2 separate regions of the Homo sapiens genome follow, and region 2 is linked to region 1. A link is an interaction called in ENCODE POLR2A ChIA-PET data of the cell type or tissue named here. Cell type or tissue: HepG2. All regions are shown on one strand. Each heading gives the region's core, and the rest is flanking DNA. Links, peaks and the distances in the headings are about the cores only.

Region 1 (8,242 bases), core at 1,476-5,475:
AAGCAGTGGTTTCTCCTAAATGTATTAAGGCCAAAATTAATTTCTTAAACTTACATCGCTTTAAAGTTTAAACAATCATATCCTTAGCTATGAACTATTATTTCCTGGAAGGTTAAAGTATATATCCTATGTGCAAAGGAAATGTCAAGGACATATCAATATTTGATTTCATTACACATTAGCTATGCCAGAGACCCTGCAGTCCTACCTAATGTAAACAGCTCACTAGGAGTCCACAATAGAAACCAACAAAAGATGCAAATCGATCCTGCTATATTTTAATATTAAAATTTTACAGCACTTTTTGAACTATTTTATAAATTAATTAATTTCAAAATGGATGAGGCAGTAACATTGAACTTTAGCTAATTATGTTTAAATTAAATATAAGCATTTAAAATAACCATTTTAATTAAATACAAGGTGCAGGCAGCTAATCATTAAAAGTGGAATTGGTAACTTGAGATTTATCATCCTGAAACCACTTGTACCACATTTCTAATGAGTTCTTTCCTCTACTTAAATGAAGGACTAAATTTATTTCCCCAACGTGGCAGCTAGTAAAAGATAACTCTTTCTCAGGTCATGGTTGTCAGTTTGATGTTGAATCAGAGTAAAGAAATCTGTTTTGGTATACTCGCTTTGATCCGAAACAGTATTTACTATTTGCTAATCCATTTCCAACTGACAGTACTGTAGTTCTACAGACACCTAAGAAAAGCCCTAGTAACTGAAACAGCATTTACTACTGCAACAGAAAATAGTTACATTTTGTAAAGGAAATTGATCCTTTTTATAGAGGAGACTCCAAGGAATAAAATCTAAATAATTTTGTGATTAAATTTTTAAAAAATTACATTACAACTTCAAGATTGAGGAATAACACTCAAAAAATCATTTTATAAATTATGGATATATATACTCTATATTTACATTTGTAACAATATACATATGTACATACATATATAAATTTGTATTTTTTAAAAAAAATCATCAGCTAGTTTTTCTAGTGCAATGTAATTATCATTTAGCATAAACTCTGACACTTAATAAATGTTTGTAAAGTAAGTGAATAAATAACTGATAAATTTTATAAAATGTCTTTTAAAGGGCTCTCTCTTAAAATCATTTTTTGTTAGCTCTTACCTTCTACTTTAACCTTCTCCATTGAAAGAGCTGATAAAGCTGAAGTGTATCTACTCACAGCTTTGAAGATTGTGTGTTTTTCCCTTATCTGTTGCTTTCCTGTATTCTAGAATTAGTACAAATGTTAAGAATCTAAAAGAGAGCATAACCTCTGGTGACTGAAAGGGCAATTTAAAGGCAAGTTTGCATGTTTTGTTCCTTGAACTAAATACCTGCAATTACTGATTGTCACATTTTTCTTCTGTTGTAAAAACTGAACTAATTGAAGGTATTACCCTTAGGGGACAAGCTCTACAGTATAATGAATGTTGAGTGCCCTCTTGAGTTTAGCATTTTAATTATTTATAATTATAATGATTTCTGTTTATTTGAGAACTTTGGAAATAATTCTAGTTTATCAAACAAATTGAGAAACAGAGTAGTTGAGGCTTTATTTTGTTATGTTTCATACTGAGGTCAGCAGGCTTATGGATATGCCAAGAAGTTCTCACAAGCAAAGGAGCCAGTTTTCTGGGCATGACTGATATGTGCCATGTTCTAAAATAGCTGGATGTGTTTTTTTCTACTCTCTCTCTGATTTCTCTAGAACGATGTGGGCAATATTGGGGTTGTGAGGTGAAGAGTTGACAAGAACTCAACTGGAAGAAATTGGAAATAATTTATGAAAGTATGTTAATCAGAGAGGAGACACAGTAGACTCAGTAGCTGGCTATTAGCCAAGTGTATACATTTTTAACACCTTTTTCTTTACTTGAAAGAGATTGTCTGTGTGTGTGTGTGTGTTGTACCCTAAATATATTTGCATATAATAGATCCAAGTAAAAGATGGGTTTCTAGGCCATTATGGACCAAAATAATCTTTTTGTCAACTGCAATTGAATATATATTAGTGAAATGATGTATTAGGGTCCTACAATCTGTTTAGATGTCATATACACTCTTAACAGCAGCCTGAAAGAGTAATTAAATATTACTTTTAAAAAAGAGCTTGGCATTGCAGTCTGTTTCATTTTTCTCATCTCTTTCTTTTTTTTCATCCCACTAATACAACACTTTAGTTTTAGAGCCAAACATGTACTCTGCAGCTAGAGAATTAGAATTACTGGTAGCTTACATTCAATTTAGGAAGAAGCAGCAACTGCATAATACATCCAAATAGTAGCAAAGGTAAGAATGATTGATATAAATAATCATATAGCTATCAACAGGTCTGGAGATACACAATACATAACATTTTAAAGGAGAATAACTTTAACCATTCTCACCTAAAATTCTCAGCAGCCAGATCAGAAACAAGGTTCTGCTATACAAATGTTATTTAAAAGTCTATGTGGGTAGCTCCCCATTTCCTAGCCCATCTCTGATCAAGGGAAATTAACAATTACATATTCCAGGGTTAAGCTCAAATGTGATTTCTGCTCTTCCCCTGCAAATTGTTCAATAAAGGACTGGAAGTACTGTGAAAAAAGAAAGAGAGAAAGAAATGTTCTTATCATCCACAATATACTTCTCCTTCCAACAGCAAATCTAACCACAGCTGGGAAAAAGCAGCAAAAACAAACAAACAAAAAGACTTAATTGGAAAATCACTTTGCCTCCTTGTCCACCCCCAGGTGCTAAAGCAAGGGATAAACCAAAAGGACAGCCAGTAGGTGAGGAGAGGCCATGGAATACCCGCCAACAAGATAATCATCGCTGGAATAATAGGGACCTGTCTGAATGTAGGTATGTGTGCCGAAGACTTCTACGTGCTCTCGCAGTCCATTATCTGGCATTCCCTACTTTCATCCGTGTTATATACCTGCCATCTCATCACTCACAGCCACTCGGAATCCCCTGGTGGCCCTCCAGCAGGAGGTCTTTCTCCTCTCTTGAGCTTCTAAAACACTGTACAAAATCACTTTAAACTGCTTCCTGCCTCAGTATTGCCCACATAGAAACCTTCCCCGTCAATGAAATGGATTCTTTTTTAAAAATTTTTTTTATTGATTTTCTTTTGCGTGTGTTGTTTTTTGTTTGTGTGTGTGTTTGTTTTTGTCAAGCTGAAGTTATCATGAAACTGATTCTTATTTCCTAAACACAGAGATCCTTTGTCTTTGCTGTTCCTATTATCTGAAATATCTTTCCCAACTACTCTTTGATAGTTTTAGGTCTGTTTACTCTCGAACGCCAAACAAACTCAAAGGTCACCCACATCACAACAATCTTGCCGATTTCCTCATCCCCATTATTTCCTTTCTTCCAGACTTCTGTAGAACTTGTTGTATACCTCCTCTGACATTTGTTTGACAAGTTCTATCGTGCTTTTTATCCATATGTGCATATATCCTGTGTCCTTGCTATAACAACTGTTTCTTTCTGGAAAAGACAGGATCTGTTGTGTTTTTGTATACCAGAACCCAAGAAGAGGGGAAACCAGCATGTCACCAGCTGCTGTGATGGAGTCAGGTAGCACAGGGAAGTGGCTCAGAGCAGGGACTCTGGAGCTAGACTGCCTGCGTTTGAGATCCTGCTCAGCCAATTACTAGCTGGGTGATCTTGGCAAGGTTTTTTGTTAAAACTGTTATGCCTTAATATCTTTAAAATAGGGATAATAATACTATGCATCTCATTGAGTTGTTGTGATTAAATGAGTTGATTAGAACAGTATCTGACACACATTAAACACTCAAAATTATTGCCTACTTACTACTGTGTCTACAGTAATATCCCATCTTAATTTTCTCCATAATGCTATAAAACATATGCATTGTTCCCATCCTCAAAACAGGAACACTGTGTCCCTGGATAAAAATACTAAAGGAAGCAGAATCAGAACTAAAGTTTCTGGTCTTAAACCCTAGGCTGTATCATTCTGAATATTGTCTCACACACATGTGCGCAGTGACCAGTTGCTATTGATAACAATAACATTTATTCCTCTCCAGCCACACACAGTGGCATGTGCCTGTAGTCCCAGCTGCTCAGGAGACTGAGGCAGGAGAATGGCTTGAGCCCAGGAATTTAAGGCCGCAATGAGCTATGATCGCACCACTGCACTTCAGTGTGGGTGACAAAGTGAGACCCTGTCTCAAGAAGAAAACAAATTATTCTTTTCTGTTCTTATAGTTTTAAACTAAAGTATGCTGAGATTTCACTGTTTTATATTAAAAAATAATCAGAAGATGAAATGTTTCCACTTAACTGTAAATACCTTTTTTTAGTGAGCTAATTCAAATTGGATGGAGTCAAACTACTTTTTTTCAGTCTGACTCAGAGGCTAAAATGCAACTCAACAAGTATTTTATGTTCTGGGGCACTGAAGGAAAAGGAGGGAGAAAAACAAAATGGTTATTCCTACCCTAGGGTATTTTAAATCTAGGTGACTCAGTAATGGAAACACAGCAGAAACATCGAACACAATTTAACCTCTCATTCCTAGGTTCACTGTGAGATTGGTCCTTTTACGGTCCCTCCCTCACCCTGTGTAATAGTGCAGGTTGGATACAGTATCATTATCTATAAAAAAATAACATTTTAGGATTTGGTGGAATATGCCATTTAAAAGTAAGCTATACAATTTATATGAAGTAGTTTTAAAATTATTTTATTCTATTTGAAATTGTTTTGGAGAATTTACAAAGACCTTGGCTAAATGGAGCATGCCAGCCACTCTTGGAATCTCTTTATTGTCTAGAAAATCATTAAGTCTTGTTCTTGTCACTTGCAAAGTTCCTTGGCTGCTGCTATTTCTTTGTGCATGTGAAGTACTGAGCACTGTGCTGGGATGTGGCAGATGACTGATAAATCCTTAGATTATTGGTAAATATTTTACCACCCTACTGATGATACATTAAGTTTACTGTGCCTCCCAGCCCAACACCGAAGTCCAGAGTAGCTTCATAGACTCTCAGTAGACCTAAGGAAACTACCTTTAGGTGAAGATGACCAAGAGTAGGGATTAGAAGGATGAAAGATGACCAAGAGTAGGGATTAGAAGGATGAGCAGTTTTGAACACTTAACCTTATTCTAGGTATTTTTACTTTATTATTTTTATTTATTTATTTTTTAAAGTTTTTTAGAGATGGGGTCTTGCTGTGTTACCCAGGATGGTCTTGAACTCCTGTCCTCAAGGGATCCTCCCGCGTCAGCCTCCCAAGTAGCTGGATTATAGGCAGGAGCCAGCGTGCCTGGCTTAGGTTTTTAACTTTACATACATCATTTCATGTAATCCTCAAATAACTCTATGAAGTAGGCATTGTTGTCCCCATTTACCAACAAGGAAGCTAAAATCCAGAGAGTTTAACTAATATGTTTAAAAATCACAGAGCTGGTGAGAAAGAATTTCCGGCGCAAGTCTAATCCAAAGACCAAACCAATGATGTAGCAGTCATGGGGGTGAAGTGAGCGCGAGGTTCAGTGTCCTGAGGTAGGTACTCTGACACTGACGTCAAGTTGCCTCAGGCATATTATAGAATTTCTTCATGCTTCAATTTTCTCATCTCACATGACATTACTATGAAGATCAAGATATTTTATTTGTGAAATAGCTTTGAAATGATTAGAGGTGCTATAAATATTAATTATAGTTGTGAGTTTGGTAAATATAAACATTGAAACCAAACATCCCCAAAGGATTTGAAAACCCTGGCAGGCGATGGGGAAGAAGTGGAAGTAATAAAATGAAACAAAGACCAAAGATGTAGAAAGCCCATGCTCATGCAGGGATTCTGGGAGCAAATCTAGACAAGATTGCCCCTAGTGACCTAGCGCTGATGCTGACCCGATGCTGTGCAGTTCTCAGTTACTAAGTGGCAGTTACCCTTACATGTTAGATCATGTTTTAAAATGTAGGTATAATGGCCATAATCACTAAACCAAGGATTGGACATAGGACAAAACATTAAATATCAGAACTGTTGCATATGGAGCCCTGTACCTTGTATAAGGAACAGTTGTATGGCAAGCTCTTCATCTGGAGCATTAAGAATAATACTATCCATCCATACATCATTTTAAAAGTACATCCCAGCATCCCTGAAACACCCCAGGAACCTCAATGGGATACAGCCCAGTGCTTCTTGGAACAATCTCTTTAACAGTTTTTCAGAGGAATTAATGGTACTTTAAGTTATGGCTGATGACTGGTTTTGACCTTGTAGATGTTGAAGGGAAGTAAATGTATTTGATGAGTTATTAAGCACATGCTTCAGTTATTATGATAGTAAAAATGGCTCAGTCTTATAAAACTGTGAGGTGCTTTCTGTTTCTTAGCACTTAATTGCATTCCTACCGAGTTTAGATAATGTCATTAATCTCAGCATGTGACATAGTATATTTATTTAAATTTAAGAAAATTACCCAAATTTCTTTCTATTCTTTTGTTTAGACTTATATACGTTTATTTCAGAATTACTTACTCCAGATGTTTTAAGAATTGTATTTTAACCCAAATGAGAACAGGCAACTTAACCAATACTTTAGACGGTATTTTAGAAGTCAAAAAGAAGTTAAGAAACCAGTTTTAGATGTCCTTTGTCAAAGCCTGCCTAGAGGAGGCCTCTGCTTCCAAGATATACTGCTGAGATGGAGAATCTATGATCAATTGCTGAATTTCATCTGGCCAATTTCAACTGTCAAGTATTTCTAAAAATATAGGCCTGTGACAATAACACATTGGACTTTGTTCATAGCCTCCTTAGTATTTGCAGTTTATCATTATTGTTAATTATTAAGCATTTTGATGGCAGAATGGGTTGCAAGAATAATGATCACAGTCACACAGCAACAAATGGCTAATTTGGGGGTATAGTCCTCAGTTTCAAAGGTATTTTGTAAACTGTAAGGTATTTTGTAAAGGTATTTTCTAAACTATACAAATATTATTTATAGGAATAATTTTTATAATACCAAATTATGTTTTTATGCAAGATAGTGAAATAGCAAAAAAAATCCTACATATTTTACTTTAAAAGTATTCATCAGCATGTGTTCTTTGACATATAACAGGATGTCTGTGAGAAGACTCATGAGAATTATAATAATATCTGCTCTTAATAAAGTACCAGCTGTATGCCAGACACTTTAAAATGGATCATTCTTAGTCTTCAGAACATTAGTTCAAGGAGATTTTGTTGTCTTCTTATACAGCTGAGAAAACTGCAGCTAAGATAGGTTCATAAGTAGATTAGTAAACTAATAAATGGTAGAACCACAATTCAAACCCAGATCTTTTAGACCCCTCTGCCCATGCTCTTTAACTATAAGAGAGGCTAGGAGTGAAAAAGAAAAACTCTCAAATAGAAACAATGATCGACAGATACATTAATTAATTAGTTAAGTAATAGTAGCTACCATTTATTAACAGGCCAGGTACTGGGTTAGCTGCCTTAGAGACCTTAAGTTCATTATCCTAGTAAACAGCTCAAAAGAGTTCATTCATCTCAGATTTTTCAAATAAATTAGAAATTAATATTCTCATTTGCCTTATGAGAGGTTTAACGTTCAAAGACATTGAGTAACTGACACAAAATGGCACACCTAGAGAAGAGCAGATCTAAGTTACCAATTCAGGTCTTGTCAAGTTCTAAAAATCCATATTCTTTCCACTAAATAATATTATATGCTAAAACATATGTCTTATTTATACAATAAAGACTCTGGACTACTGCGTACTTACCTTTTTTTCTTTTAACTTATTCTTGGGACGATTTCAGTTTTATTTAAAACTTACCGAGCTTTATGATATTCAGGAACTTTCAGATAGTTAGTATTAGCCCGACGAATATGGACTAGTTTGTGTTTATTCTAATGCTGCCCATGATTTCTGAGTCAGATTTTTACATTATAAATCTCATGTGCTCAATTTGTATTTCATAGTCTACAATTTCACTAAGAACTTTAAAAACGAAAGAGAATTTATTAAACTCAGGAAAACTGCCTCACATATGTAAATTGCTGCTCTGAAATACCACAAGTCACAAATACAACTGAATAGCTTTCATCCTAATCATATAAGAAGCCTAGAACAGCATTTTGCATTCATTCATTAAACAAGTGTCCATTGATGGCCAACTATTTTTATAGCGTTGTGCTGGGGACATTGGCAGATAATAA
Region 2 (8,242 bases), core at 1,940-5,939, 120 kb after region 1:
CACCTTTTAGGAATAAGAGTGCTATTTCATAATGATTAGAAACAGATTGAGGAGTTGAAAGGCAGAACTGAACTGATAGCAATACGCAGCTCCCATAGAAAGTGCCTGACTGGTATTTCAAAAACAAGTGTCTGTTATTTAAAGATAGTTCAGTTGAAAAGCAGTACCCTTTCAGTCATATCAAGTACCATGGCTGGTACTTGATCAGGCTAGATCTATTGATGAATTTATGAACCACATCAGTCTACCAGGTTTGCGGGAGGTGTTGGTAAAAGGCTTTATTGTTTCTAAAGATATGTGTCACCCCCTCTCAAAAACAGTCTGTCAAGAAGGTGAGTGTCTCCTAATAGATGGGTAGCACCATTTCAAAAAGGTAGCTTACCTTACACATATCTAAATGCACATGTCTCTGCTTTGCATTTCCATTTCTTTGATGACACCAGAGAACATCCTTAAGGCCAACTCTAAAACTGCCTGTTTCCTTGGTAAAGCCTCAAGAAGACTCACCTAAAGGTTTGGGCGTAAATTATAAAAGAAGTTGTAATTGCTACGTGATCAGGTAATCCAACACTAGGTCCTGTAAATAAACTTAATATGACTCTTTAAAGGTGAGACTCTCTAGCAACGCCAGATGATCATGTTGCCATACCAAGTAGAACTAGTGAGTCACAGTTCAGAAACTGTAGGAGAAATAAATAAATAACTCAGCCTGGAAGAATCAGAGAAGGCTTCCATGAGGCACATTTGAAGATCATAATATCTCACCAGGCAGACAAACAGGAAAAGCATACTCTAGGATGAGGGAAACAATACAGCAAAAGCACAAAGTGTGAAAAAGACTAGCATATCCAGTATAGCTGGAGAGTAGGTCATAAGAGAAGGTGGAATGTAAGAATGGAAACTGCAACAGAGCTTCCTAGGCCCTGAGCGAGTCCTTCCACCATAGCCTTGAGGGGACCCTGCTAGATAGCAGGCCAGGCCATCATGCTGAGTCTACACCCGGCTGATCCTTAGAGGCTGAGGGTTCAATATTGGAAAAGAGATGATAAAATTAATAAGCCGAAGGTTATCTTTCAAAGAGAAAAAAAAAAAATCACATGATTGGTGCCCATAGAATCATCATTTTCCTTCCCATTCTGCTTCACTCTTCTCTTTGCTTCTCTCACTTCCCTTCATGGCCAGTAGCTTTGCTGCAGCTGATGGGATCCTCCATATTTGGCTCATTTTTCTCCTGAGATTGAGGAAAAAGTGTTTCTGTGGGTATACTGACCATGGAAGAGTCATATTGTCTCCTTGCCACTGAGCTTCTCACTAAAACTTCACCCATCCTGAGACTATAACAGGAGACATAGGAATGAAAAGAAAAACAAACACAATATTCTCCTGCAAGATAGGTGTTGAGTGTTCTCAAAAAAAAAAAAAAAAAAAAAGCCAGGAAACATATTCATTTCATTACAAATAAAGCAAATAAAGTCATGCATCACTTAATGACAGGCATATGTTCTAAGAAATGCATCATTAGGTAATTTTGTAATTGTGTGAACAATATAAGAGTGTACTTACACAAACCTGGATGGTATAGCCTGCTAGACACCTAGGCTATATGGTATAGCCTATCACTCCTAGGCTACAAGCCTGTACAGCATGTTACTATATTGAATTCTGCAGGCAATTGTAACACAATGATAAAGATCTGTCTATCTAAACACATCTAAACATAGAAAAGGAACAGTGCAAATATATAAAAAATTGTTAAATGCTACACCTGTACAGTTAGGGCACTTATCATGAATAGAACTTGCAGAACTGGAAATTGCTGTAGGCATCAGTGAGTAAGTGGCGAGTAAATGTGAAGGCCTAGGACATTGCTCTACACTACTGTAGATTTTATATATAAACACTGTACACTTAGGCTACACTAAACTTATAAAAGAATATTTTTCTTTCTTCAATAATAAATTAACATTAGCTTACTGTAATTTTTTATAAAATTTTTAATTTTTTCTTTTTGACTCTTTTGTAATAACACCCACCTTAAAACACAAACAACACATTGTACAGCTGTACAAAAATATTTTCTTTCTTTATATCCTTATTCTATAAGCTTTTTTCTACTTCTAAATTTTCTCATTCTTTCACTTTTTAAGCTTTTTTTGTTAAAAACTAAGACATAAATATATACATTAGCCTAGGCCTACACAGAATAAGGATCATCAATATCACTGTCTTCCACCTCCAGATCTTGTTCCACGGGAAGGTCTTCAGGGGCAATAACAGGCATGGAGCTGTCATCTCTTATGATAACAATGCTTTCTTCTGGAATACTCCTGAAGGACCTGCCTAAGGCTGTTTTCCAGTTATTTTTTTTTAATAAGTAGAAGGAGAACACTCTAAAATAATGATAAAAAGTAAATACACAAACCAGCAACATAGTCATTTATTATCATTGTCAAGTATTATATACTGTACATAATTGCATGTTCTATACTTTGATACACCTGGCAGCACAGTTGGTTTGTTTCTATCAGCATCACCACAAATGTAATGCATTGTGCTACAACATTATGATGGCTACGAGGTCACAAGGCAATAGGAATTTTTCAGCTCCATTACAATCTTATGGGACCACCTGTCATATATGAGGTCCATTGTAGACCCAAAAATATCATTATGTGGCATATCACTGTATAAGCTAAACTTTCAGGATGAAATGGGCAAGCCATTTTGTCTTTTTGAGCTTCCCATTAAATAGGAAAATCAGAACAGGGAATTTTTATGCTCCTTCTTATGACATTATATCATTCCATGAAAGGGATTATTGGAGCATTTCTTGTGACACTGAACGTCCACAGAGTCAGGGCATGAAGGTGGAGGAGGAAGGAGGGGCCTCTACTGTACTTGTGCAAATGATCTCTCCAAAAAACGTTGTCTATGATTTTGCCTTTAAGGGCTCTTCTTTGTCACCACTCCCTTGCAACTAAACTTTCGTTTATTCAACCTTATTCTCAACTTTGGTTTCTAGTTTACCTATCCCTTCCCACATTAATTAACCTTTGCCACACAGCCAACCATCCCCCCAAAATTTAATTTAGTTCACAATTCTGTTGTTCAGCTGGACAATTCTTCTGTTCTGGCCCAGCTTGTCTTCCCTCTGCTGGCCTCTTTCACATACCTGTGGTTTCTGCCGGGTCAGCTGCTGCCTGGATGATCTCAGGTGGCCTCATCTAAATGTCTGGTGGCTTGTGCTGCTTAGTGATTGGTGCTACCTCCCAGTGTTAGCTGTTGGCTTGATGACAAAGGTGCCTAGGTCACATGTATCTTCTCACTTAGTATATGCACCAGGCCTCTTCACATGGTAGTCAGAAAGGGCTTAAGAGTAGCAAGAGAAGGCAAGTCCCAGTGTGCAAGTACTTTTTAAGTATCCGCTTCCATCATGTTTGCAGTAGTCTCACTGGCCAAAGTATGTCATATGGCCAAGCTCAAAGTCCACATGAGAGGGGATTTCATAAGGGTGTGGATACAGGAAAGGAAAGGAAATCATTTTTTTAAAAATGTTTTGGCCAGGCATGGTGGCTCATGCCTGTAATCCCAGCACTGTGGGAGGCTGAGGCAGGCAGATCACAGGAGCTCAGGAGTTCAAGACCAGCCTGGGCAAAAGAATTTTTAAAAAATTAGCCAGGTGTGGTGGCATGTACCTGTAGCTACTCAGGAGGCTGAGGTGGGAGGATCACCTGAGACTAGGAGGCAGAGGTTGCAGAAGGCCAAGCTCATGCCTCTGCACTCCAGCCTGGGCAACAGATTAAGATCCTGTCTCAGAAAAAAAAAAAAAAAAAAAATTGAAGAGATGGAATCTCTCTTAGTTGCCTAGGCTGGTCTTGAATTCCTTACTTCAAGCAATCCTTCCCCCAACCTCAGCATGAGCTGCCATGCCCAATAAGACAGGAAATTATTGTGACCATTTTTACAAATAATCTATTGCACTTCAACCTTGACTTTATCATGATGAAAATTATAATATAGCAATAAACTTTATGTTTCTTAATTTTTAAAGAAATACATAATCTTAATAAGAAGAGTGGTAGGTAGAATAATGCCCTCCCTCAAAGATACCTACATCCTAATCTCGGGAACATGTGACTATGTTAGCTTACATTGCAAGAGGGACTTTGCAGATATGATGAAGTTAAGGGCCTTGAGATGAGGAGAGTATCAAGGATTATCTGGGTGGTCCTGATGTAATCATAAGGGTCCTTAAAGGTAGAAAAGTGAGGCAGTAAGGGGCAGTTAGTGGAATGATAAGAACTGAAGAATGGGTTTACACTTCAAGGACCTTCAGGGAGATGCAACAATGCTGGCTTTGATGATGTAAAGAAGGGGCTAGAAGCCAAGGAATGTGTGCAGCCTTTAGAAGCTGGAAAAGGCAAGGGGACAGCTTTCCCCCAGGGCCTCCAGAAGGGAACGTAGCCCTGCTAACAACTTGATTTCAGCCTGGTGAGACCTGTGTTGGATTTCTAAACCTACAGAAATGCAAGATAACAAGTTCATGTTGTTCTAAGCCACTAAATTTGTGTTGATTTATTACAGTAGCCATAGAAAACTAATACAAGAAGCAAGAGGAAATGGAGGGCTCACAAAATGTCGTGTTTAATCAGCTTATTCCCCTTCATCATGAATGGGTGATGAGGCAAGAGCCATCAATCACAAAGGACATTTCCGAACAATCCAAACAGAAGTCCTGAAGGATAGGAGAACCTTTGCAAATCCCTAAGACTGAACAGGCCTAGTGAATGCAGGCAGAGTGACCCTGCAGGACACAATCCCCTGGTGATGGAAACATGGAGTGAGCAAGCCTCATTTCTTCTGGGACACCTTCCCTGTAGCTCAGAGTAAAAAACAATTTTCATGCTAAATTTCAGATAAGTTTATGCAAAGTGCACATTACATGATATTTTTTAATATCCTTAACATTATGGCTTTTATGCTGAAAAGAGAAAACATTTCTTTTCTTCTTACAAATTTGTAGTATCTCACCTTGATCCAGAAAATCTGAAGTCCCCAAAGATCAGAGCCAGGAGCCTCCGTCTTTTCCCAAGTTGATCCCAAGATTTCCTCTAAATGGCATTGAAAATCATTCTATAGGAAAATAAAGACCTGAAATGCTTTTTCTTGGACTTAATGAAATTCAGAGGTATTTATTGATCATCTAATCATCTAATACATTCCTAGCTCCTGAAGAATTCATCAATTACTAAAAGTCACTAGGAAAACCAGTTAGGCGTGTGACCAGAATACAGCTCTCCAGAATTCCAGCCCAGGGCCACTTGTCAAGAAAAGTACGTAAGTAGTTCTATTTATTATTTATACCTGCAGACTTCCTAAATGGATTTGAGGTGGCAATTTTCTAATTAAAATGTGTTTCTAATCCCTTCCTAATCTCGTTTTATTGGGTACATTTTAATCCCTTGTACTTAACCTTGAATAGAAGCATGTACTGAATCTGTATAAAAATATGAATTAGCTGAGTGCAGTGGCACATGCCTATAATCCCAGCTACTTGGGAGGCTAAGGTGGGGGAACTGCTTGAACCCTAGAGTTCAAGATAAGCCTGAGCAACATAGCGAGACCTCATCTAAAAAATATATATATGTGTATAAATTAGCATTAAAATTAAGATGTACATCCATTTAATATACATGTAATATATATGAACACATATATTTTTATTTGTAAGCCTGTTGAAAGAAGCTAATAATAATGGTTCATCCTTGGACCAATTCAAACATTCTTTTGCTAACAATTACCCATCAAATTTACAGCTGCCTTTAAAAAATTATATTCCAAAGGTGTCACAGTCTAGCCAAACAAAGTAAGAATATATAAGAGAAAAAAAGAAAAACTCAATAAATTGATATTTCAAAAGCACATCAACCAATCTGGAAACAAATACTTTGACAAAAGAGGATAGCTTGTCTAAAGTGTCACTATATAGTATAAGAAGTTTCAACGGTAAAAGGCAGATGTCTTCTAATCCGAGGATACTGAAAGTGCTATTAGGAAGTATTATACATCCAACTATTGTGTGTGTGTGCATGTGATTTTCAGCAATTCTTTAACTGGTTCATCCCATTGTGATGATCACGTTACCTTTCATCTTGACCATCACTGCAAGTATTCCACCTTGAAATTGTATCAGGTTTCTCTGAAAGCACAATTAAATTTAAAGATAAATTTAAGAATAAAGTGTTTACTTAGTATTATTGCCTGCATCTATTGTGTTTGAGGTCTCCTTCATTAATATAAAGTGATAAATTAATAAGCATACAAACCCAAGCCTGAACCTCTGAGAACAGAGTCTTGATAACTTTCTCTGAGATCCTGAAACGTCCTTAGGAACTCTGAGCTAAAGATCCAAGCAATTACTGAAAACAAAAGGTGTTCGCGGTGAGGGGTCAGAATCATAGGGACAAAAGAACCCCAACACAGACACTCACTGACACCCATTATCAACTATGTTTATACTCACAGACGAACCAGCCAAATCCAGCCACGCAAACCATTATTTTGGATGAAGTTTGTTAAGTTGGTCAAATTATTGGTTACTACATGATCATCCTCAAAAAGTTACTCCAACCTTTCCAATATCTGTCTCAAATAATGTCTTTGAAATATCTGGAGAAAGAACTTAAGAATTCATCGTGTGAAATTAATTCTTTGTCAATCTCTTTGGCTGCCTCATGCCCCCAGCCACTGTAAATGTACTCCCAGAGCATTTCCAGGAGTCCTTGGGAACTTCTAAGCTCTGCTGACATACAAGCCAGTCAGCACTACACATCACCTGTCAAACATGGCTGCCCTCCTGCTGTGTGCCTCAATGTTTGTTCAGTACTACAGCCAATTCTGTTCAGGCAGTGTGGCTTCCCTAGTCAGGCATTGCGGCTTCCCTAGTCAGGCATTGCCACAGTCTCCAAATAACCAAAGACCAAAGACCAATGACAATGGGTGTGTGTGTGTGTGTGTGTGTGTGTGCACGCGCATATGTGTGTGCATGTGTGTGTTTATGGGGGCAGGTAATTCTTTCTCTCCTATGTAATATTCCCTTTGAAAAAGTACCAAAGCTACACTATAGTGATATATCAATAAAGCCACTCTTTCAGTTCCTATGTTCAGAATCTACCCCTGACCTTAATAGGGTCAGGCTGGAGTGGAAGACAAATCTGTGTAACAGACACCATGTTAAACTCGGAAGCTTATGATAGATGTTTAATAGACATTAATGGAGTGGGTGAATGAATCACTCTTTCATTATAATGACAAAGGCATTACTAGAGGGATAAACTTATCTGCTCTTTCTTCCCTTCGATTGGGTTCTCTGCCAAGAGAACCTAAAATTCTTTATGCAAATAGATTTCTGGTGACCAGTCCACCAAAGAGTCAGACATATCCCCTAGCAGTGAACACAGTGCAGGATTTTGCTGAGCTCCTGAATGCCCATTACACTTTTCATGCATTGTAAGACACAAACACAAAGAACCAAGGGCTAACTTGAAACTCTGCTCTTCAAAAGACTTCTCGTGCCAGGTACCAGCATGACATTTCAAGTCACTTTGTTCCTTTATGCCTTGTAATATACTACAGTGAGGTGGTAGATGTCGACTCCTATTTATGTAAGAGTCCTTTTCCCTTAATAACATGGATCCCTAAATTTTCTCTATTAAGCTGTTAAATTTTACATTTAATTAAGCATGAGTTAAAATTGTAAGTTTCCAAAACCATAACTCAAATAATAAATGAAGTGCCACCTTCATCATATTAAACCAATGTTCTGAATATTCATTGTTCAGGGTTTTATGATATTAAAAGTGAACATCTTAGTTCACTAGTGGTATGGAAGCTAGAGCTAGTTTTTGTTGTTGTTTTGACACGGAGTCTCGCTCTGTTGCTAGGCTGGAGTTCAGTGGCGCGATCTCAGCTCACTGCAACCTCCGCCTCCTGGGTCCAAGTGATGCTCCTGCCTCAACCTCCCAGGTAGCTAGGACTACAGGCATATGCCACCACGTCCAGCTAATATTTGTATTTTTAGTAGAGACAGTGTTTCATCATGTTGGCCAGGATGGTCTCGATCTCTTGACCTCGTGATCCGCCCGCCTCAGCCTCCCAAAGTGCTGGGACTGCAGGCGTGAGCCACTGTGCCCAGCCATTGTTGTTTTTAATTACACTTGAATTCTATCTTTTTTTGCATGTT

Evidence for each region. Peaks named below come from ENCODE experiments on the same cell type or tissue, not always from the same donor. Only the 100,000 strongest peaks of a DNase experiment are listed, where the experiment ranks them.
Region 2: POLR2A ChIA-PET joins it to region 1 with 5 read pairs; 1 of 35 experiments calls an interaction of 5 or more read pairs at or near these places.

The regions. Positions count from the first base shown.
Region 1 is chr6:114,162,980-114,171,221 of GRCh38, reverse strand. It overlaps HS3ST5 (heparan sulfate-glucosamine 3-sulfotransferase 5), which reads left to right. Exons shown (of 5, transcript NM_153612.4): 3 at 2,760-2,871. The region is part of intron 6 of HDAC2-AS2 (HDAC2 and HS3ST5 antisense RNA 2); the gene reads right to left. Among named protein-coding and RNA genes, the nearest start is that of HS3ST5, 180 kb to the left of the region's middle. In HepG2, for the core only: no CTCF peak of the experiment used is centred there; DNase peaks (open chromatin) are centred at 2,921 and 3,361; H3K4me3 peaks cover 1,583 bases.
Region 2 is chr6:114,044,782-114,053,023 of GRCh38, reverse strand. All of the region lies in intron 4 of HDAC2-AS2 (HDAC2 and HS3ST5 antisense RNA 2), which reads right to left. Among named protein-coding and RNA genes, the nearest start is that of HDAC2, 78 kb to the right of the region's middle. In HepG2, for the core only: no CTCF peak of the experiment used is centred there; a DNase peak (open chromatin) is centred at 3,473.